3 separate regions of the Homo sapiens genome follow, and regions 2 and 3 are each linked to region 1. Evidence: read pairs that join two places in POLR2A ChIA-PET (ENCODE). Cell type or tissue: GM12878. All regions are shown on one strand.

The links. Peaks named below come from ENCODE experiments on the same cell type or tissue, not always from the same donor. Only the 100,000 strongest peaks of a DNase experiment are listed, where the experiment ranks them.
Region 2: POLR2A ChIA-PET joins it to region 1 with 6 read pairs; 2 of 35 experiments call an interaction of 5 or more read pairs at or near these places.
Region 3: POLR2A ChIA-PET joins it to region 1 with 9 read pairs; 6 of 35 experiments call an interaction of 5 or more read pairs at or near these places.

The regions. Positions count from the first base shown.
Region 1 is chr17:42,980,481-42,988,480 of GRCh38, forward strand. PTGES3L-AARSD1 (PTGES3L-AARSD1 readthrough) reads right to left here and starts at 48. Exons shown (of 17, transcript NM_001136042.2): 1 at 1-48. It overlaps RUNDC1 (RUN domain containing 1), which reads left to right and starts at 85. Exons shown (of 5, transcript NM_173079.5): 1 at 85-594; 2 at 6,776-6,934. The coding sequence starts at 97. RefSeq lists an enhancer at 12-81 and a silencer at 152-401. In GM12878, a CTCF peak has its summit at 449; DNase peaks (open chromatin) are centred at 31, 841 and 4,951; H3K4me3 peaks cover 3,535 bases; H3K27ac peaks cover 2,900 bases.
Region 2 is chr17:42,555,135-42,563,134 of GRCh38, forward strand. HSD17B1 (hydroxysteroid 17-beta dehydrogenase 1) reads left to right here. Exons shown (of 6, transcript NM_000413.4): 6 at 1-80. COASY (Coenzyme A synthase) reads left to right here and starts at 7,014. Exons shown (of 9, transcript NM_025233.7): 1 at 7,014-8,000. The coding sequence starts at 7,489. RefSeq lists enhancers at 816-1,363, 7,090-7,339, 7,350-7,539. In GM12878, no CTCF peak of the experiment used is centred here; a DNase peak (open chromatin) is centred at 6,947; H3K4me3 peaks cover 2,537 bases; H3K27ac peaks cover 2,153 bases.
Region 3 is chr17:42,598,812-42,606,811 of GRCh38, forward strand. The region is part of intron 1 of RETREG3 (reticulophagy regulator family member 3); the gene reads right to left. Among named protein-coding and RNA genes, the nearest start is that of RETREG3, 6.6 kb to the right of the region's middle. In GM12878, no CTCF peak of the experiment used is centred here; a DNase peak (open chromatin) is centred at 4,667; H3K4me3 peaks cover 3,026 bases; H3K27ac peaks cover 446 bases.

The sequences.
Region 1 (8,000 bases):
AGGCCCCGCCCACCACTCCCCTGGGGTTCCAGGCCACCGCGCCGTTGCCATGGCAGCAGGGGGGCGCGGCTGACGTGCGGTGGTGTTTCCGGGAAGATGGCGGCTGTCGAAGCGGCTGCAGAGCCGGTAACGGTGGTGGCGGCTGTTGGGCCAAAGGCGAAAGACGAAGAGGAGGAGGAAGAGGAGCCGCTGCCACCGTGCGAGGCGGTGCGCTGGGCCCCAGTGGGGGCGGTGGCGGAGGCCCGGCCTGGGGCAACCGCGTTTTTAGAAGAGGCGACGGCCGAGGAGCCTGGCGCGGCCCCGGGCTCCCCGCCGGATTCGCCGGGCCGGACGCTGCGGCGGCTGCGGGCAGAGCGGCGGCGGCTGGACTCGGCGCTGCTGGCGCTGTCCTCGCACTTCGCGCAGGTGCAGTTCCGCCTGCGCCAGGTGGTGCGCGGGGCGCCGGCGGAGCAGCAGCGCCTTCTGCGGGAGCTCGAAGACTTCGCCTTCCGCGGCTGCCCTCACGTCCTAGGTTACGAAGGGCCCGGCGACCCCGCCAGCGATGAGGGCGATGGGCTGCCAGGGGACCGGCCATGGTTGCGGGGCGAGGACCAGGTGAGTGGCTGGAGCCGGGCCGCGAGGAATATGGGAATAGTGGGGTCGTGTGGGTGGCGATCCAGACCCGGATGATGGTGCATGCGGGGAGAAGCCTCCCCGACTCGGTCGGTGAGTACGTGTGTCGGAGACCAGGGGACTGGAGTGCGGGGCCGGCTGAAGGGCAAGAGGACAGAGGCCTGGGAACCTGAGGGTGAGCGGTGTGCACGGAGGATGTGGAGAGATGTCGGTGCGTGATGACGTGAGTGGTAGAGGAGCGGTGAGCGAAGTGAGTCGTTGAGAGGGCAGCAGAGCAGCCAAGAGCAGTGCTGCGCCCACTCACCTTTCCCTCACGTATCTCAGTCTTGAACACTTTGGCTGCTAGAGGACCCCGACTCTGGGGATTGGGAAAATTGGCAAAGGAAAGGAAAGTGAGTTGGAATCCGTGGAAATTTAGGTTAACTCCCTGTCCCTGCTTTCCTGAAATCTAGGCAGTCTTTACACTTCTTTGGGTGGGAGTTTGGATTAACAGCAGGGTCTCTTAGTAACTGAAATAAACACAACTCTTGATTAGATAAATTTCCTAATGTTGGAATTTTTCCTTTTTAAGAGACGGGAGGGTCTTGGTATGTTGCCCAGGCTGGTCTCGAACTCCTGGTCTCAAGCCATCCTCCCGCCTCAGCCTCAGGACTACAGGCGTGTGCCACCGTGCAGGCTATAATGTTGAAATTTTTAAACTCTTCCTCCATCCTGCTTAATCATTAGGCATTCTGAATGAGGTCCTCTGATAACTGACAAGATCGATTCAGTGTGCCTACCCCAGAAGTAGTGAAACTATGTATAAGACACCAGGTAAACGTTTCCTTACAAGCTTTGCATCTCTGGAAGTGCACAAAGTGCTGGCTTTATTGGAAGTGTTGAGGTACACTGCCTTTTCACTTTTTTTTTTTGAGACAGAGTCTCACTCTGTCACCTAGGCCAGACTGCATTGGCGCAATTTCTGCTTACTGCAACCTCTGCCTCCTGGGCTCAAGCAATCCTCCTGCCTCAGCTTCCCCAGTATCTGGGACTACAGGTGTGTGCCACCACACCCAGTTAATTTTGTTTATTTTTTGTTGAGGCGGGGTTTCACCACATTGCCCAGGCTGGTCTCGAACTCCTGAGCTCAAGCGATCTGCCCTCCTCAGCCTACCAAAGTGCTGGGATTAGAGAAGTGAGCCACCATGCCCCATCCCTTTTCACCATTTTATTCTTCAAACTACAATCTACATGTGGCTTTCTTCCCACTTACATTGGTTTTAGCCAAGAAGATTTATCAAGCAGATAATGATTTGTTTATTTTAGTCTGAACTGTTTCCAGTGCAATCCTGTGTTTACTGTTCCACCCTTCTCCACATACCTGCAACTCCTTACACAAGGAGCAGCCACCTCAAACTGTCAGATTTAAGGGCTAGAAAGGGGTGGACAGCACCAAAGGTTCTACATGATAGGAAACTCTGTTGTTCATTTTCACCTTTAGAAACAGTAGGCCAACCCCATTTTCCATGATGTGATTATGACACATTGCATGCCTGTAGCAACATTTCATGTACCCCATAAATATATACACATACTATGTACCCATAAAAATTAAAAACTAGCCCAGCGCAGTGGCTCACGCCTGTAATCCTAGCACTTTGGGAGGCCAAGGCGGGCGGATCACCTGAGGTTGGGAGTTCGAGACCAGCCTGACCAACATGATGAAACCCCGTCTCTACTAAAAATACAAAAAAAAAAAAAAAAAACTAGCCAGACATGGTGGCACATTCCTGTAATCCCAGCTACTCGGGAGGCTGAGGCAGGAGAATCGCTTGAACCTGGGAGGCAGAGGTTGCGGTGAGCCAAGATCGTGCCATCGCACCCCAGCCTGGGGCAACAAGAGTGAAACTCTGTCTCAAAAAAAAACACACAAAAAATTAAAAACTGAAAAAAAAAAAAAGACTGTGTGCAGTGGCTCATGACTGTAATCCCAACACTTGGGGAGGCGAAGGCTGGAGGAGGATCACTTGAGCCCAGGAGTTGGAGGCTGCAGAGAGCTATGATCATACCGCTGCACTCCAGCCTGAGTAACAGAGCAAGACCCTGTCTCAAAAAAAAAAGGCAAAAGAAACATTGTACCACCTTAAAAAAAAAAAAAAAAAGTAGTGCTCAATCCACCTACAAGTTGTAATCTTGTATTTATACATTGAATACATTGACAGGTGAACAGGTAGGACCAGAGTAGGGAATATCATTGAACTGAATGATTTACTTCTTACCACTTACCTTTTTTTTTCTTTTTCCTTTTTTTTTTTTTTTTTTTTGAGACAGAGTCTCACTCTGTTGCCAGGCTAGAGTGCACTGGCATGATCAGGACTCACTGCAGCCTTGACTCCCAGGCTCAGTAGATCCTCCTACCTCAGCCTCTCGAGTAACTGGGACCACAGGCGAGCATCACCATGCTCAGCTAGTTTTTGTATTTGTAGAGATGAGGTTTCACCATATTGCCCAGGCTGGTCTTGAACTCCTGGGCTCAAGCAAGCCACCCACCTTGGCCACCCAAAGTGCTGGATTACAGGCATGAACCACTGTACCCCGCCAATTTTTTTTTTTTTCTTGAGACAGAGTCTCACTCTGTCGCCCAGGCTGGAATGCAGTGGCACCATCTTGGCTCACAGCAACCTCCGCCTCCTGGGTTCAAGCGATTCTCCTGCCTCAGCTTCCCAAGTAGCTGGGACTACAGGTGCCCGTCACCACGCCTGGCTAATTTTTGTATTTTTAGTAGAGATGGGGTTTTGCCATGTCGGCCAGGCTGGTCTCGAACTCCTGGCCTCGAACGCCTGACCTCATAATCTGTCCGACTCGGCCTCCCAAAGTGCTGGGATTATAGGTGTGAGCCACCGTGCCCGGCCCTAAATTTTTATTTTCCACTCTGTTGCCCAGGCTGGTGTGCAGCAGCATGATCACAACTCACTGCATCCTCAACCTCCTGGGCTCAATCCATCCTCCCAGCTCAGCCTCCCAAGTAGCTGGGACCACAGGCGCACACTACCATGACTAGCTAATTAAAAAATATATTTTTTCTGTAGAGGTGGGGCTCTCCCTATGTTGCTCAGCTGGTCTCTGACTCCTGGGCTCAAGCCACCCTCCCACCTTAGCCTCCCTAAGTGCTGGGATTACAGGCATGAGCCACTGCACCTGGCCCCCAGTTTTTTTTTTTTTTTTTTGAGACAGAGTCTGGCCCTGTCACCCAGGCTGGAGTGCAGTAGCATGATCTCAGCTCACTGCAACCTCCACCTCCTAGGTTCAAGCTGTTCTGCTGCCTCAGCCTCCCTAGTAGCTGGGACTGCAGGCATGTGCCACTATCCCCGGCTAAATTTTGTATTTTGAGTAGAGACAGGGTTTTGCCATGTTGGCCAGGCTGGTCTCGAACTCCTGACCTCAAGTGATCCACCCACCTCAACCCCAAATATTTTAAACCAATATTTTCTCTTATCTTACTTCATACTGGAAATGATTTATGTTATTTCCTGCTTTGCACCAGAGCTCATTGTTCTCTCTTGTTTGCCCACACTCCAGCAAATAGCATATCGTAGCTACCATGGCAAGTGACAGAGTTCAACAGACTTGGTCATGAAAATGGAATCAAAATTTATGGCTGATTTCTTTCTTCCCTGACATAAAGTTGGGTAACAGTGAGAACAAAAACAAAAGACTTTTCCACAGTTCTTTCTCCTTAGGCTGGTTAGACAACTTTCTCCACTCAGAGTTCATTATTTGGAATTTGTCATTCTTTTCTTTTTCTTTTTCTTTCTTTCTTTTTTTTTTTTTTTTTTTTTTTGGACACAGAGTCTTGCTGTGACACCCAGGCTGGAGTGCAATGCTGCGGTCTTGGCTCACTCCAACCTCCGCCTCCTGGGTTCAAGCCATTCTCCTGCCTCAGCCTCCCAAGTAGCTAGGATTACAGGCACGTGCCACCACACTGGGCTAGTTTTTGTAGAGACGGGGTTCCACCATGTTGGCCAGGCTGGTCTCGAACTCCTGACCTCAGGTGATCTGCCTGCTTTGGCCTCCCAAAGTGCTGGGATTACAGGCATGAGCCACTGCGTTCGGCCATACTTTCCTTAATTCAGTTCAGTAACATACAACAAATGCATGTTGAGAACTTATCTTGTGCCAGACACTGTGCCTGGCATTTGTGGTTCAAAGTCAAAACCTTTGTCCTTAAGGAGTTCATAGACTAGAAGAGACAGAATCCTAAACAAATAATGTGATATGAGCTAGACTAGAAGTGTGAACAACCTCTAGAGGAAATGTTTAGTTATGCCTGGGGAAATCAGGAAGCCTCTTAAAGGAGAACTAGGCCTTCACCAAATGGGGAAGTGGGATAGGGTTCTAACAGTATGCAACTGCGCTCTGAAAGGATTACAGAGGGACTGCCCTGAGAAAAGGCTTGCTTTCATGTTGAGCAAAGTTAAAGCAAGAGGATTGCATTTTAAATACTTAAACAAAAAGTTAATTTGTTGTTTTCTTTTTTTTTTTTTTTTCATTTCTTCTCTCTCATTACTTACTTCTTCAGGGCTTGGTAAGTACCGTTTTAAGGTTAAATGTAATACGCTGTAGACTTCTAGTTTAAGACGCAGCCTTGCCCCTACAAATGATTTGCTGGTTTTGCTTTTTGTTTTTGAGACTCAAGAAAGACAAGGAAGAACCAGTGTTTGAGAATACGTTGACAAGACTTTACCACCCTGAAGCATTTTTATTAGTTGAAATGCAGAAACTACTGGTGGCCAACAGTTGAAAAAGGAGTCACTAGTCAGCAAAACTTACAGATACTTTTTTTTAAAAACGTTGTTACCTTCACATCCCCATTATGTGGCTTTTGGTTTTTTTTCACTGGCCTAGGCACTTGCCTTTTACTCTTTTGTTTTTGGTTTTGGTTTTTTGAGACAGAGTCTTGCCCTATTGCCCAGGCTGGAGTGCAGTGGTGAAAACAAAGCTCAATGCAGCCTCAACCTCCTAGACTCAAGCCATCATCTTGTCCCAGCCTCTTGTGTGACTGGGACCACCATGCCACCACGCCTGGCTAATTTTTTTTTTCTTTGAGACAGGGTCTTGTGAAGCCTTGACCTCTTGTGCTTAAGCAATCCTCCCGCCTCGGCCACTCAAGTAGCTGGGACTACAGGCATGCACCACCATGCCCAGCTAATTTTTAAAAATTTTTTTGTGGAGATGAAGTCTCACTGTGTTGCCCAGGGTGGTCTCGAACTCCTGGGCTCAAGTGATTCTTTTGCCTTGGCCTCCCAGAGTGCTGCAGTTACAGGCGTGAGACACCACTCCTGGTGCGTTTGATTCTTTTGATTTTTCAGAAGTGGTCTATCGTACATCAAAGGGACTTTGGTGAACCTTAGGAAAGCTGGTTATGAGTTTTTTTCTTTTTTTTTGAGACGGAGTCTCGCTCTGTCACCAAGGCTGGAGTGCAGTGGCGCGATCTCTGCTCACTGCAAGCTCCGCCTCCCGGGTTCACGCCATCCTCCTGCTTCAGCCTCCCAAGTAGCTGGGACTACAGGCGCCCGCCACCACACCCGGCTAATTTTTTTTTTGTATTTTTAGTAGAGACGGGGTTTTACTGTGTTAGCCAGGATGGTCAATCTCCTGACCTCGTGATCCACCCGCCTCGGCCTCCCAAAGTGCTGGGATTACAGGCGTGAGCTACCGGGCCCGGCCAGCTGGTTATGAGTTTTAAAGCCTCTCTCCACACCCTTACCCCAGATTCTTTTGCAAAATTTGGCTGCACAGAGTAATCAGGAGTTGTGTTATGGTAACTGGCTGTGGAGAATGGCATGTCTTAATTCCTGGGAGGCTATCTTGGCTGAGATAGATTGTCTCTACCCTAACTAGACCTTTGGGGGAAAAAAGGCAGTCTTAACAAAAAGCCTCATTGTATTAATATCCTATTTCCAATGAGGGACAGATAGTTTCTTAAAGAAAACACCCATTTGACAAATTGCCTAGGATGAAATAATTATTCTTACTTTTGAATCTATCGTATGAATTGTGTATTTCATTTGGATTATTGGAAACATCTTATATTTTATTGGTCATTACTGGCTCGAGCAGATTCTTAATGTGCCCTGAGTTTCCCTTTGCCTGCATAATAGACCCAATTATTTTCTTGCCTTAGAGTGAGCAGGAAAAGCAAGAGCGTCTGGAAACCCAAAGGGAGAAGCAGAAAGAACTGATACTGCAGCTCAAGACCCAGCTAGATGACCTGGAAACGTTTGCCTATCAAGAGGGCAGTTATGACTCGCTGCCACAGTCCGTGGTGTTGGAAAGACAGCGGGTGAGCAGACCCCAGAGGAACCTCCACCACTGCCCGAGGTTAACTTGTCCCTTCCAGCATTCACAGGGCATCCTCTCTCAGCTCAGTTCTCCTTTGGCCTTACTGAGAATCCCTCTGCTGGCCCAAATCAAAGGGAAATTTTACTGCTATGAGGAACCTTTCTTTGCTCACACATGGAAAACACAGATTCCAAAGTTTTGTAATACGATAATTGAGCTATTTCTTTTTGGTGATTGTAATTAATAATAGAAATAAGAATATAACAATAATTTCTTCATTTGATCACTTAAAAAATTCTACTTGGGCCCATCATACAATGTAATCTAGCTTTTTTGTTTTGTTTTATTTTGTTTTTGAGGTGGAGTTTTGCTCTTGTTGCCCAGGCTGGAGTGCAATGGCACAATCTCAGCTCAACACAGCCTCTGCCTCCTGGGTTCAAGCAATTCTCCTGCCTCAGCCTCCCAAGTAACTGGGATTATAGGCAGGCGCCACCATGCTGGGCTAATTTTGTATTTTCAGGAGAGATGGGGTTTCTCCATGTTGGTCAGGCTGGTCTCGAACTCCCAACCTCAGGTGATCTGCCCACCTTGGCCTCCCAAAGTGCTGGGATTACAGGCGTGAGCCACCGCACCTGGCCGTAATCTAGCTTTTTCCTACTACTCACTACCTTTTGATAAACATGCCAGGAATCCAGACTGACTTTAATACTGTATTTATTTAGGTAAGACCTGGGTAGACAGGTAAATCTCTTGGTAGAGATACAGTTACAACCTCCCCTGCATGTTTCTCTACCCCTGTGCTGTGGCTGTTTTTCTGGCTGGGCTGGAGTTTACGATATCAGATTTTTTTTTTTTTTGAGACAAAGTCTCAGTTTGTCACCCAGGCTGGAGTGCAGTGGCATGATCTTGGCTCACTGCAACCTCCGCCTCCAGGGTTCAAGCAATTCTCCTGCCTCAGCCTCCCGAGTAGTTGAGATTACAGGCATCCACCACCATGGCCAGCTAATTTTTGTATTTTTAGTACAGATGGGATTTCACCATGTTGGCCAGGCTGGTCTTGAGCTCCT
Region 2 (8,000 bases), 430 kb before region 1:
CAAGCCCCGGAGTTGGAGACCAGCCAGAGCAACACAGTGAGACCCCCATCTCTACAAAAATAAAGAAAATTTAAAAATCAGCACAGTGGCACCATTCCTTGAGCCCAGGAGTTGGAGGGTGCAGTGAGCATGATGGGGCCACTGCACTCCAGCCTGGGTGACAGAGTGAGACCCTGTCAATTAATCAAATGAACCAACCAACCGAAAAACTCAGAAACCAAGGTCCAGAAAGAAGCCAGCCCAGGATCACACCTCAAGTCCATATTAAAGGCCAGACACAGTCTCTGGATAACCAAGGGGCATCTGCAGGAGGAGTTAGGTGGGAATTGGCTTGGGGTAGAGTCAGGTTGTGACTTGGACCCCATTAGCCATGAGACCTCAGGCAAGTTCCTTGCTTTCTCTCAGTCTTTCTTTTCTTTCTTTCTTTCTTTTTTTTTTATTTTCTGAGACAGAGTTTCGCTCTTGTTGCCTAGGCTGGAGTGCAATGGGGCAATCTCGGCTCACCACAATCTCCGCTTCCCAGATTCAAGTGATTCTCCTGCCTCAGCCTCCCAAGTAGCTGGGATACCGGCTAATTTTGTATGTTCGGTAGAGACGGGGTTTCTCCATGTTGGTCAGGCTGGTCTCAAACTCTCGACCTTAGGTGATCCGCCCGCCTCGGCCTCTCAGATTGCTGGGCATACAGGCATGAGCCACCGCGACCGGCCCTCTGAGTCTTTCTTATCTGTAAAATGGGTATAATAATACCTATCTAATCGGTTTTAGTAATGGTGGAGATAATGCCTGAAAGTGCTAGTATAGAGGTTTAATAGCCAGCAAGGACTGTTATTAGAATGAATAGTAATATGACTACTGTCACATTTTGCAAATGTGTAAAGAAGAAAGAGGGCTAAGTGAATCAAAGGGAGACAGCCCCACTCACCCTGTTCTGCCCCAGAGGACTGAGCGATCCCCACCATCTGGCAAGCTGCCTCACCAGGAGGTCCAGCTGGGGCTACAGGACTGGCTACTTTGCTACAATGGCCCGTCTTTCCTGAGCCCAGTGGAGGGTCCCAGGGGGGCAGGAGTCATTGATAGGGGCCAGTAGGGTTGTAGAGCCACTGTCTGAACTTCTGTGGAGGTCTGGTGCAGGGGAGGTGTGAACAGATAGGAGGCTAGGTGAGGATGCAGCAGAGGAAGGGGGCAGGAGTGCCCCAGGAGGGGGCGGTACCGAGGCAGGGATTCAGCTGGGTCTGAGAGGGAGGCAAGGCTGAGGGGGATGGCCCTTTGGAGTGGGCAGGGACATGACCACAGAAAGCCTGGGAAGTGGAAACAGACAGGAGCCTGTTGGAGCTCTTGGAGCTTTGTGTGGGGCACTGGGGGAAGGAGGCAGGCACTCCACCCTGACCTGCCCCTACCTCGGATGAGGGTCTTCTCTGCCTGTTGGATGATGTGCTGCCCCTGCTCTTGGAGGAAGAGGCCTCCCAGCCACCCCCTCCTGCCAGTCGCCCTGACCTGCTGACCCAGACAGATCTGCTATCCCTACAGCATCCAGGAAGGCCACAGGGAGGGGGCCCAGGTGGCATGGGTTTCTGAGGCCTGGGATCTGCTCTCAGTCCCGCTCTCGCCAACCCCCTTTGCCCCTCTGTGACAGTGTGTGTACATATGCGTGCATGTGTGTACCTGTGTGGTGTGGCTCACAAGGTCACCCCTGGGGGTGGGATAATAAGAGGTAAAGTGTGACCCCCTCTCTTCCGTACATTCATTTTTTCAAGCTTGTGAATATTCACATTGTTAATATAATCTTCTGCAGTCCCATGACTTCGAATAGCACTTAGATGCCGATGACCCCCCCACCAAAGAAACCCCACTGTCTCCCACAGACTCCAGGTCTGTATCTCCAACTGCCTACTCAATACAACACGTCCACCTGATGCAATGAACTTAATGTGTCTAAACCCCAATTCCACATTTCCAGTCCTCCTACCGGCTCCTCCCCCAGTCTTCTCTACTTTACTGTATGACAACTCCATTTTTCCCAATACTGGTTTTAAAAACCCTGGAGTAGTCCTTGACTCCAGTCTCTCTCACCTTTCAACCAATTCAGCAGCAAATACTGACAGCTCTACCTTTGCTCATCAAAGCATATTCCAAAATCACCCTATTCGAGACTGCACACTGTCATCTTTCCCTTCAATTACAGCAGTAGCCTCCTAACTAGTTTTCTTGATTCCACTCTTGCCCATCAGCAGTAAAATTAGCACAGTGCATTTAAAATGATCTTTTAAAAATGACAGGGCCGGGCGTGATGGCTCATGCCTATAATCACAGCACTTTGTGAGGCTGAGGCGGACGTTATTGCTTGAGGTCAGGAGTTTGAGACCAACCTGGCCAATATGGTGAAACCCTGTGTCTACTAAAAATATAAAAATTAGCCAGGCATGGTGGTGGGCGCCTGTAATCGCAGCTGCTCCAGAGGCTGACAAAGGAGAATCTCTTGAACCAGGGAGGTGGAGGCTGCAGTGAGCCAAGATTGGGACACTGCACTCCAGCCTGGGCAACAGAGACTTTGTCTCAAAAAAATAAAAATTGGCCGGGCGTGGTGGCTCATGCCTGTAATCCCAGCACTTTGGGAGGCCGAGGCGGGTGGATCACCTGAGGTCAGGAGTTCAAGACCAGCCTGGCCAACAGGGTGAAACCTTGTCTCTACTAAAAACCCAAAAAATTAGCCAGGCGTGGTGGCACGTGCCTGTAATCCCAGCTACTCAGGCGGCTGAGGCAGGGGAATTGCTTGAACCCCGGAGGCGTACGCTGCAGTGAGTGGAGATTGCGCCATTGTACTCTAGCCTGGGCAACAAGAGTGAAACTCCATCTCAAAATAATAATAATAAAATTAAAAAAAATTTAAAATAAAAAAGGGAGCCTGGGCAACAAAGTGAGACCCCGTCTCTACGAAAAAACAAAAAAAATAGTTGGGTGTGGTTGCACACATCTGTAGTCCCAGCTTCTTGGGAGGCTGACATGGGAAGACTGTTTGAGCCCAGGAGGTTGAGGCCACAGTAAGCTGTGGGCACACCACTGCATTCCAGCCTGGGCAAGAGAGGGAGACCCTGTCTCATAAAAGAAAGAAAGAGGCCAGGTGTGGTGGCTACGCCTGTAATCCCAACACTTTGGGAGCCCAAGGCCGGTGAATCACTTGAGATCAGGAGTTCGAGACCAGCCTGGCCAACATGGTAAAACCCCGTCTCTACTAAAAATACAAAAATTAGCTGGGCGTGGTAGTTTGTGCCTGTAATCCCAGCTACTCGGGAGGCTGAGGCAGGAGAATCGCTTGAACCCGGGAGACGAAGGTTGCAGTGAGCTGAGATTTCTCCACTGCACTCCAGCCTGGGTAAAGAGTGAGACTCGGCCGGGTGCGGTGGCTCATGTCTTTAATCCCAGCACTTTGGGAGGCCGAGGCGGGTGGATCACCTGAGGTCAGGAGTTCAAGACCAGCCTGGCCAACCTGGTGAAAGCCTGTCTCTACTAAAAATAGAAAAATTAGCTGGGCGTGGTGGTGGGTGCCTGTAATCCCAGCTACTCAGGAGGCTGAAGCAGGAGAATCACTTGAACCTGGGAGGCAGAGGTTGCAGTGAGCCGAGATCATGCCGTTGCACTCCAACCTGGGTGACAGTGAGACTCTGTCTTAAAACAAAACAAAAGAAGCAAAGTTTATTTTGCTCAGAGCTTCACAGTTTTAGGGGCTGGAAAGTGCAAGAACTTCATGCAGTATCTGGCAAAGGGCTGTCCCAGGATGGAAGGGCAGAAGGTGGAAGCAAATGAGAGACACGAAATTGGGCCAAATGTCGTCCATCCATCAGGAGCCACTCCCATGATAACAGTATTTATCTATTCAAGAGGGCAGAGCCCTCATGATCTAATTATCTTTTTTTTTTTTCTCCTGCCTCGGCCTCTTGAGAAGCTGGGATTTTAGGCGCATGCCACCACACCCCGCTAATTTTTGTACTTTTAGTAGAGACGGGGTTTCACCACGTTGGTTGGGCTGGTCGCAAACTCCTGATCTCAGGTGATCCACCTGAGATCCACCACTTTGGCTTCCCAAAGTGCTGAGATTACAGGAGTGAGCCACCTCGCCCAGCTGACCTAATTACCTCTTAAAGGCCCCACCCTGCCCAGTGCAGTGGCTCAGGCCTGTAATCCCAACACTTTGGGAGGCTGAAGTGGGAGGACTGCTTGAGTTCAGGAGTTGGAAACCAGCCCAGGCAACACAGCAAGATCCTGTCTGTATGAAAAAAAAAATTTTTTTTTTAATTAGCCAGGTGTGGTGGCACACATCTGTAGTTCCAGCTGCTCAGGAGGCCAAGGCAGAGGACTGCTTGAGCCCAGGCAGTTGAGGCTGCTGTGAGCCATGATCAACCCACTGCACTCCAGCCTGGGGGACAAGAGTGAGACCCTGTCTCAAAGAGAAAAAAAGTCCCATCTCTTAAGACAGTAGCAATTGAATTTTTTATTTCAACATGAGTTGTGGCAGGGACATTCGAACCATAGCACCAAGGTTCTCCCCAAAGCTCTCCAAGACCTTCTTTGATCTGGTTCCTGCCCCCTTTCTGATCTCATCTCCCACCAATCTCCATCTACATCACCCAGTTCAGCCCTCCTGCCTCAGGGCCTTTGTACTTGGCCCCCTCTGGGTCACATTCCCTGATCTCTGATTCTATGTCTTCCTTCAGATTTTTGCTGTTTTCCTGAACCACCTTATCTAAAATAGCCTCTCAGCTTCTCCACTATAGCTCCCTTACTCTGCTTTACTTTTGTTCTTATCCTTTATCACCAGTAGATATATTATGGATTTGGGTTTTTTAATTTAATTTTTATTTTTTTTGGAGACGGAGTCTCTCTGTCACCCAGGCTGGAGTGCAGTGGCGTGATCTCGGCTCATTGCAATCTCTGCCTCCCAGGTTCAAGCGATTCTCCTGCCTCAGCCTCCTGAGTAGCTGGAATCACAAGTACCGCCACCACACCCAGCTAATTTTTTGTATTTTTAGTAGAGACGGGGTTTCACTATGTTGGCCAGGCTAGTCTTGAACTCCTGACCTCAGGTGATCTGCCTGCCTCAGCTTCCCAAAGTGCTGGGATTACAGGCGTGAGCCACCGCGCCTGGCCATGTATTATAGATTTATTTATGGTGGCATGATTCCTGTCTGCAACCCCAAGACACACAGTACTCTATACCCCAGGATGGCAGGGACATTGTTTTGTTCACTGGTCCATCCCTGTGGGAGGCAGTAAAATACACATTTACTCAATAAAAATGACTCTGTATGTGGTGTGTCAGACTGTGTGTCCAGATGTCTTGGGACATTCTCTGGCAGCCTTTGCTGTTTGTGTCTTCAAATCAGACCCTATCTTTAAATCTAACATGTCTCCTGTGAGAAGCCTGGTCCCTTAATACCTTTGTGGCTCTACAACTCTTCCCTCCTTGACTGTATCTCTTCCTCCAGGTCTTTGCTGTTTTCCTGAATCACCTTATCTAAAATAGCATCTCCTTTTCTCCATCATAAGCCCAGGTTTTGTGGGGCTGGGGGCTTATTTGCTTTTGGAGACCGTCTTCAAGAATACAAAAGATAAACACAAAATTACATATAAAAGTGAGTTTTGTTTTTTTTTTTAAGTTTCGGATACCACGGCACATTACTGGAATCTTGGAGACTGGCTTCTCTCCCTTTTGATCTCCATGCACAACTTACCTGAGATGTATTCTAATAGCAACCTGGCTTCCCCTCCACACTCAGCCTTTCAAGCGCCCATTAGCTTCGCAGTAAATCTCCCACACTAGGTATCCAGCCTTTGCCTTTTTCTTTTTTCTTTTTTTTTTTCCAGAGGGAGTTTCGCTTTTTTTTTTTTTTTTTTTTTTTTGAGACGGAGTCTCACTCTGTCACCCAGGCTGGAGTGTAGTGGTGCGATCTCGGCTCACTGCAAGCTCTTCCTCCCGGGTTCACGCCATTCTCCTGCCTCAGCCTCCCGAGTAGCTGGGACTACAGGCGTCTGCCACCATGCCCGGCTAATTTTTTTTTGTATTTTTAGTAGAGACGGGGTTTCACCGTGTTAGCCAGGATGGTCTCGATCTCCTGACCTCGTGATCCGCCCGCCTCGGCCTCCCAAAGTGCTGGGATTACAGGCGTCAGCCACCGCGCCCGGCCGGGAGTTTCGCTCTTGTTGCCCAGGTTGGAGTGCAATGGCACAATCTTGGCTCACCGCGACCTCCGCCCACGGGTTCAGGCGATTCTCCTGCCTCAGCCTCCTGAGTAGCTGGGATTACAGCCATGCGCCACCACGCTCGTCTAATTTTGTATTTTTAGTAGAGACAAGGTTTCTCCATATTGGTCAGGTTGGTCTCGAACTCCCGACCTCAGATGCTCTGCCCACCTCGGCATCCCAAAGTGCTGGGATTACAGGCGTGAGCCACCGCGCCCAATCAGCCTTTGCCTTTTTCTCCTGTCCACAGAGACCCCGCAAACAAGCGCATCAGAGGATCTGGGTGGTGCGAGAGCCTCCTACAGCAGCCAGGTACACACAAGGCCTCAGTTTTTCCATCTGTGAAATGGGTACGTGGACAGACCTGTCCAGTAGCCTCCCATGTGAGAATCCTCGGACTGAGAGGGTACTAGGAGGGCTAATACAGCGCAGCCCTGTGATTCCCCACCTCTGTCCCTGGAATGAAGGAAATCTGGGTGTTAGTTCTGGCTTTGCCGATGCCTCTTGGGTGGCCTGGCTGAAACTAATCTCTCCTCATCAGGCCAGAAGGGAATCTGTGAAATGGGCTTTGAAACCTGCCTTGCCTTTCTCCGCCCGGTCCCAGCGGGGGTCCGATCGGCATCAAGGCTTCACCCACTCCCAGAGCCTTCGGGATCAGCCCCACCCCATCAGCAGGACACAGCCCATGCCACTGGAAATCTCGCGAGAATCCCGCGCTGAAGCGAAGTCGAGACGTTTGACCTTCCTCCGTTTCCGTAGTTCCGAGTTGCGGTTTCTCCGTTAGTGCTTCCGGGTTGCAGCCAGGGAAGCCTCCGCGGTGGTGCAAGTGGAACCCAAGCCTTGAGGTTTCAGTGAGTAGGGGGCCGACGTGAGCTTTAGCGTCCCCCTTTAGCCTCCCTCTTCGATTCCTTGAAGACCCTGGTGCAGCTTAGCAAGAGGGCCCAGGATTTTTGGATCCCCAGCCCTGTGACAAGGGTTCCTGTCCAGTTTCCCCCTCCCAGGATTTCGACTCAGTTCAGCGAAGTCACCGCCCCGTCTGAGAAATGAGGACACCAAGGCTTAGAGCACAGCCCCGAGGCGCCGTCTACCAGGCCCCGTCCCCTCCCCCGGCTCCTGTCGGTCAGCACTGAAACCCCGTCCCTGCTCCAGGCCTCCTTCTCTGGGGTCCAAGGTCCCATACAGGCCTCTGCCTCGGCCGCAGGCCCTTCAGTCACCGTCGCCTCGTCTCCCTGACTGTCCGCAGGCCTGGGCAGCATGGCCGTATTCCGGTCGGGTCTCCTGGTGCTGACGACGCCGCTGGCCTCCCTAGCCCCTCGCCTGGCCTCCATCCTGACCTCGGCGGCCCGGCTGGTGAATCACACACTCTATGTTCACCTGCAGCCGGGCATGAGCCTGGAGGGCCCGGCTCAGCCCCAGTCCAGCCCCGTGCAGGCCACGTTTGAGGTTCTTGATTTCATCACGCACCTCTATGCTGGCGCCGACGTCCACAGGCACTTGGACGTCAGAATCCTACTGACCAATATCCGAACCAAGAGCACCTTTCTCCCTCCCCTGCCCACCTCAGTCCAGAATCTCGCCCACCCGCCAGAAGTCGTGTTGACAGATTTCCAGACCCTGGATGGAAGCCAGTACAACCCGGTCAAACAGCAGCTAGTGCGTTACGCCACCAGCTGTTACAGCTGTTGTCCGCGACTGGCCTCGGTGCTGCTATACTCCGATTATGGGATAGGAGAAGTGCCCGTGGAGCCCCTGGATGTCCCCTTACC
Region 3 (8,000 bases), 380 kb before region 1:
ACAGGTACTCAAAGGTATGTTGAATTGAATTGAAGCATAGCTTATAAGAATGGAAGGTAAGGGCTGTAACAAGCAATTTAAATAGTCCAGGTCTTAGAAAACAGTCTTTTTTTTTTAATGTTTACCAGTTTATTATAAGGGATATGTTTTTATTGCCATCATCTCTGGAAAACCAACCTTCTTAGGAGAGCTTAATATCCTTTCCCTACCCTAGTTTCTATTTGTGTTAGTAATCGTGCTCTGGGAAGGGGAAATTGCCAACAGTCTGGCAAGCCTCCCTAGAGAGCCCTTTCAAGTACTCTGGAGAAAACAGCGATGCCATGTGCTGCTGCTGGGGAAGGGAAGCAGCAGCACTGGGGAGCAAGAAACCCTAGAGCTCTTCTCCTTGGCCTTGTTAAATGTGCTTGTTTGTTGGGATGATGCACTGGCTTTAGAGAGAAGATCAATGGCCTGAGGCAGCTCTAGAGGCTTATTTCTGTTAAACTGCTTTTATTCTTTAATCTTACATATAGTCACAGTATCCTTTAGGTGGTAGGCTGGAAAAATTGAAATAGGGTTGTTGGCTGGGCACAGTGGCTCATGCCTATAATCCCAGCACTTTGGGAGCCTTAGGTGGGTGGATAACCTGAGATCGGGAGTTTGAGACCAGCCTAGCTAACATGGAGAAACTCCATGTCTATTAAAAATACAAAATTAGCCGGGCGTGGTGGTGTATGCCTGTAATCTCAGCTACTCAGGAGGCTGAGGCAGGACAATCGCTTGAACCCAGGAGGCAGAGGTTGCAGTGAGCTGAGATTGTGCCATTGCATTCCAGCCTGGGTGACAGAGTAAGGCTCCGTCTCAAAAAAAAAAAAAAAAAATTATACAACTAACATGAATTCATGTTTATCGAAAAAAAAGTACAGGCATGGTGGCTCACGTCTGTAATCCCAGCACTTTGGGAAGCCAAGGCAGGTGGATCACCTGAGGTCAGGAGTTCGAGACAAGCCTGGCCAACATGGCGAAACCCCGTCTCTACTAAAAATACAAAAAATTAGCTGGGCATAGTGGCGGGCACCTGTAATCCCAGCTACTCAACAGGCTGAGGTGGGATGACAGCTTGAGTCCGGGAAACTGAGGTTGCAGCGAGCCGTTATCGTGCCACTGTACCCCAGCCTGGGTGACAGAGCGAGACCCTATCTCAAAAAACAAAAAAGCAAAACAGAAAAAACCACCTAAACACTAACAAATTGGTTTGTGGGGAAAAAAAGAGTTTAAAAAAAAAACAACAAATAAAACCACACACAACAGGCCACATGTGGTACCTAAAGCCTGTAATCCCAATACTTTGGGAGGCCGAGGCAGGAGGATCACTTGAGTCAAAGAGTTTGAGACCAGCTTAGGCAACACAGCAAGACCTCATCTCTACTGAAAAGAAAAACATTAGCTAGGTGTGGTGGTGCACGCTTGTACTCCCATTTACTTGGGAAGCTGAGGTGGGAGGATTGCTAGAGCCAGAAGGTTGAGGTTGCAGTGAGCTCTGATTGTGCCACTGCACTCCAGCTTGGGAGACAGAGCAAGACCCTGTCTCGAAAAGAAAAAAAAAAGTATCATTTATGACATTTATAAGAAAATTGGAAATGTGAACACTGACTAGAATCATTAATTTTTTGCATGTGATAATGATGGCAGATGTTTCTTAAAGTCTCTTTTTCAGAAAAATATACTGAAATACCTAGATTAAATGATATGACACATCAATAATTTGTGTCAAACAATAAGGAAGACGTAGAAAAGAACTGGGGTATGGAAGACACAAAATTGGCCAGGAATTGAAAAAAATAATATTATGTACATGGTGGCACACAATATTATTCTGCCTACTTACACATGTTTTAAGCTTTCCATAATAAAATATTTTTAAAATGATCCATTATCCACATATGTACTCTAAAAAGTGTGAAGACAGGCTATTCTCTTCATTAAAAAATTCACATATAAAAACACTATGGTTTTAAAACTTTTTCACATAATACATAGACAATTAGCCTGATGTGGTGATGAACTCCTGTGGTCTCATCAGCCATGAGGTGGAATGATCACTTGAGCTCAGGAGTTCCAGGGTACAGTGAGCCATGATCACACCACTGCAATCTAGCCTGGGTGACAGAGTGAAACCTTCTCTCAAAAAAAACAATGAATGGGCCAGGCGCAGTGGCTCAAACCTGTAATTCCAGCACTTTGGGAGGCTGAAGCAGGTAGATCACTTGACATCAGGAGTTCAAGACCAGCCTGGCCAACATGGTGAAACCCCATCTCTACCTAAAAATACAAAAATTAGCTAGGCATGGTGGCGGGTGCCCGTAATCCCAGCTACTCAGGAGGCTGAGGCAGGAGAACTGCTTGAATCCGGGAGGCGGAGGTTGCAGTGAGCTGAGATTGTGCCACTGCACTCCAGCCTGGGCAACACAGGAAGACTCCATCTCAAATAAAATAAAATAAACTAAGACGGTGGCTCAAGCCTGTAATCCCAACACTTTGGGAGGCTGAGGCAGGCAGATCACGAGATCAGGAGATCGAGACCATCCTGGCTAACACGGTGAAACCCTGGCTCTACTAAAAAATACAAAAAATTAGCCGGGAGTGGTGGTGGGCGCCTGGAGTCCCAGCTACTCGGGAGGCTGAGGCAGGAGAATGGCGTGAACCTGAGAGGCGGAGCTTGCAGTGAGCCGAGATCGCGCCACTGCACTCCAGCCTGGGCAACAGACAGAGCGAGACTCTCTCAAAAAAAAAAAAGAAAAGAAAAATAAACGAAAAATAAACTAAGAAGGTTCCAACTTTTTTTTTTTTTTTTTTTTTGAGACGGAGTCTTGCTCTTGTTGCCCAGGCTGGAGTGCAGTGGCGCGATCTCGGGTCACCACAACCTCTGCCTCCCAGGTTCAACGGATTCTCCTGCCTCAGCCTCCCAAGGTAGCTGGGATTACAGGCATGCGCCACCATGCCCGGCTGATTTGGCATTTTTAGTAGAGATGGGGTTTCTCCATTGTTGGTCAGGCTGGTCTTGAATTCCCGACCTTAGGTGACCTGCCTGCCTCGGCCTCCCAAAGTGCTGAGAATTATAGGCATGAGCCACTGCGCCCAGCCAAAAGTTTCCAATTTTTTGATGTAATAAAAGCTGAACTATACATCACTGAGCATGTTACTGGGTCAAAGGCATTAACTATTTTAAACAAATAGCTTTATTGGTCGGGCACCGTAGCTCACACCTGTAATCCCAGCCTTTGGGAGGCCGAGGCAGGTGGGTCACTTGAGGTCAAGAGTTCAAGACCACTTTGGCCAACATGGTGAAACTCCATCTCTACTAAAAATACAAAAATCAGCCAAGACATGGTGGTGCACGCCGGTAGTCCCAGCTACTTGGGAGGCTGAGGCAGGAGAACTGCTTGAATCTGGGAGGCAGAGGTTGCAGTGAGCTGAGATCATGCCACTGCACTCCAGTCTGGGCCACAGAGTAAGACTCCGTTTCAAAAAAAAAAAAGTAAGAAAATAGCTTTATTGAGATAATGGTTTGTATACGATAAAATTCTCTTTCAATTCATCTGCCAGCAGCAGAGATGAAAAAAAAATCACAATGCTGTACGACTAATAGCCTTATGTAATTTCAGAACATTTTCATCACTCCAAAAGAAACCCATACCCATTAGTATTCTTTCTCCATTTCCCCCAGCCCTGGAAAAGCTTCTTAAGTGGCTTAAAATATGTTACCAAACTACTTGCTAGAAAGGCTGTCCAATTTATGTTCCTATCAGCCATATGCCCATTTTTCCATATTTTCCCCAGAATTAATTATGATCATTAAAAATACTTAAGGCCAGGTGTGGAGGCTCACACCTGTAATCCCAGCACTTTGGGAGGCCAAGGTGGGTGGACTGCTGGAGCCCAGGAGTTCAAGACCAGCCTGGGCAACATGGTGAAACCTTGTTTCTACGAAAAATACAAAACAATTAACCAGGTGTGGTGACACACACCTGTAGTCCCCACTACCTGAGAGGCTGAGGTGGGAGGATGGCTTGAGCCCAGAGGTTGAGGTTGCAATAAGCCATGATCACACCACTGCTCTCGAGCCTGGGCGACAGTGAGATCCTGTCCCCCGCCAAAAAAAAAACTTAAGATAGAAATTAGTAAATAATTTCCATTTACATATATTTGAATTCTTTTCTTATTTGTGAGAGTGAAATTTTATATATCCATTGATTTTTTTTTCCCCTTTTGTGAACTGTCCCTCCACTCTGTCAGGGACTAAAATCCAATTAAATGATCAGTCTAAATAAAATATCCCTGGAATAGCAATTGGTGTCCAGAAACATCGTGAGAAATTCCAGAACCAAACATAAACTTTTGTGATTAACTATACCATGGAGCCTCACTATTAGTACCAGTAAATTAAAGTTTGCTATAATCATAAATAATGACCACATGTCTATTTTCAAAGACATGATTTCTAGGTTCCTTTGTTATTACAGATTAAGATTGTCTCAAGGGCACTTCAAAACAAAGCATCCCATTCTACAGGGACAGAAAGCCTGTTACTGTACAGCACTTGTGACCGCCTGGTTAATGAGCCCAAGTCACCGGTAAATTCAAAGGAAAAATTAACCCAACCTATATCATGCAGTGACAGTTGTTGCTTGCAAAAAAACCAGAAATGAAATCAGCTAGCTGCTAACAGTGGAGAGAAAGCACTCAACCATACAATTAGGGCAGATAAAAACTAAAGGTAAAGAGAGGGGAAGTAAATAAACCAAGGCATCCTTGGGAGTCTTCTCGGCTCACAAAGACAAGAACCCTGCAAAGACTATCATCAGGAACATTCACTCAACAGATTTCATTAGAAATCTGATGTGTAGCCGGGCGCGGTGGCTCACGCCTGTAATCCCAGCACTTTGGGAGACCGAGGCGGGCGGATCACGAGGTCAGGAGATTGAGACCATCCTGGCTAAAACGGTGAAACCCGGTCTCTACTAAAAATACAAAAAATTAGGTGGGCATGGTGGCGGGCGCCTGTAGTCCCAGCTACTCGGGAGGCTGAGGCAGGAGACTGGCGTGAACCCGGGAGGTGGAGCTTGCAGTGAGCCGAGATCGCGCCACTGTACTCCAGCCTGGGCGACAGAGCGAGACTCCGTCTCAAAAAAAAAAAAAAGAAAAGAAATCAGATGTGTAGATTTTTTTTAACAGAACAAATATCTCTACTTAAATGGGCTCCCCATCTTCCATTTCTTGTTTCTATTATTTTTTACTCAAATCCTAACCTTCTAACTCAGAATTGCTGTATATCCTTAATCACTTTTTTGGGTCATTTTTATTTATTTATTTTTTTGGGGGGGCGGACAAAAATAAAATTTTTACATTTCATTTGTGAAATAACAAATTCTATAATAACCTCCTAGAAATACAGTATGGTTCACTGAGACTAGTGACTGCAAAAAGCAGATCCCAACAGAGATCTCTACTTGGGACTCAGCTTGTGGACTGCTCCAAAACAATATTCCTAATTCATAGACTATGTAGATTCACAGATTGTTAAAAACCACAAAGCAGTCAAGGTGCAGTGGGTCATGCCTGTAATCCTAGCACTTTAGGAGACCAAGCCGGGAGGGCTGTTAGAGATGAGGAGTTTGAGACCAGCCTGGGCAACATATTGAGATTCTGTCTCTACAAAAGTTTTGCAAATAGGCTGGGCCCAGTGGCATGTGCCTCTAGTCCCAGCTACTTGGAAGACTGAGGCAAGAGGACTGCTGGAGCCCAGGAGGTAGAGGCTGCAGTGAGCTATGATTGTGCCACTGCACTCCAGCCTGGGCAACAGAGGGAGACCCTGTCCAGCCCAACAACCCCCGATTCCCCAGCAAAAAAAAAAAAAAAAAAAAAAAACTGAAAGAGCTCAGCAGTTATGTAGGCCTCCTTGAACTATCTCTTCATGTTAGGTGGGAGAGGGAGCTTGGAGTTCACACATTTCCAGTGTTCATTTACCCTCCTCTGATCTCAGAGTACAAGTCAAACCAAAAAGTTACCCAAACCTGTTCTTTTCTGATCCTGTCAGGATACATGCTTGTTGACTCTCACATTCTTCCCCCAAATCACTCATTCACAGATGAGGTTGAGACTAATGAAAACACAAGCTATTGGAAGGAACGGCCTGACATTTCTATTATTATGCTAGAGACAATAACAGATCAGTGACCAGAAGTAATCTAGGCTGGAAGACCTCTGATATGGCCACCATAAATTCTCTGGTACCTGAAAAAAAAAAAAGTATGAAAACCTTGGAATACTATGGTGACAAGGTATCTACATCTATCTCCATCTTTTTTTTTTTTTTTTAAGATGTAAGAGGGCATATTCACAGTTACGGCAAAATATGACTGAGGATACAAAACACTGAAAATTAAGAGCTACCTACCTGAATTCTGATGGGTTTTTTTTTGTACTCCTATCTCCTAATACCTCAAAATGCATAAAAATCTCAGTTAATGATATGTCATTTTTGTCCCATTATTCAATACAATAAAAGAGAAACTAAATATTTCAGATTTGATTTTTCTGACTTGAGCTAATGATCCTCCTCCCTTTCTTAAACATTTAAAATGTTTGTTAACTGAACAGTCAGTCACTCTTCCACATTTCTAAGCGAAATGTCAACACTCATACTCAATATGACACTACTAGAATGTGAAGCCCAAATTTCATTTTAAATCTCTAATTACCTACCAAGGAAGCTCATTTCCCCAAACAATTCTGTGAACTCCAATGCCAGACTATCCAAGTTTCTGGGGACTTAACAGTATCTGTGCCTTTCACATGTAGGAGTCCTCTCCAGAAATGGCATACCCAACTGTTCTTTTAGTCTCAAGAGTCACATTGTCGGCCAGGGACAGTGGCTCACACCTGTAATCCCAGCACTTTGGGAGACCGAGGTGGGTGGATCACCTGAGGTCAGGAGTTCAAGACCAGCCTGGCCAACATGGTGAAACTCTGCCCTACAAAAATACAAAAATTAGCCAGACGTGATGGTGGGTGCCTGTAATCCCAGCTACTCGGGAGGCTGGGGTGGGAGAATCGCTTGAACTTAGGAGGTGGAAGTTGCAGTGAGCCAAGATCACGCCATTGCACCCCAGCCTGGGTGACAGAGCGAGACTCCATCTCAAAAAAAAAAAAAAAAAAAAAAAGTCACATCCTCATTTTGTTGTCTCTCTCCTGCACCTTCTTAAAATGTGATGGGACTGTAACAAGAGTAACTGTGTTCTGGATACACAACAGACAAGCTACTAGGAAATGCCAAAGATAAAGACCAATCACAGCAATGCTTTAAGAGACCCAGAGTACAAAAGGGGTTCTAAGTGAGCCTCTAAACATAGCATGTTAATAAGCTTAAGTAAACACTGGTAGAGGCCAGCAAATTAAAGCTAGCTGTAACATCTAAAGATATGTCCCAGTCACAGCAGCTCTTTATGTGCAGACCTCAACCTCACATTCTGCTTCAGAAACCTCTCTCAGACAAGCGGCAGAAGAAAGGTCCCCTCCTCGCAGATCACGAGGTCAGGAGATTGAGACCATCCTGGCTAACACGGTGAAATCCCGTCTCTACTAAAAAAAAATACAAAAAATTAGCCGGGCGTGGTGGCGCGTGCCTGCAATCCTAGCTACTCGGGAGACTGAGTCAGGAGAATGGCGTGAACCCGGGAGGCAGAGCTTGCAGTGGGCCGAGATGGCGCCACTGCACTCCAGCCTGGGCGACAGAGCGAGACTCCATCTCAAAAAACAAAAATTAATTAAAAAAAAAAGGTCCCCTCCTCAAAAAGAACAGCATACATGCTACTAATTCATTTGCATTCATAAATCTTTGGTTTAAAAATCCATTTAAGGCCCGGTACAGTGCAGTGGCTCACACCTGTAATCCCAGCACATCGGGAGGCTGAGACAGGTGGATTGCTTTGAGGTCAGGAGTTTGAGACGAGCCTGGGCAA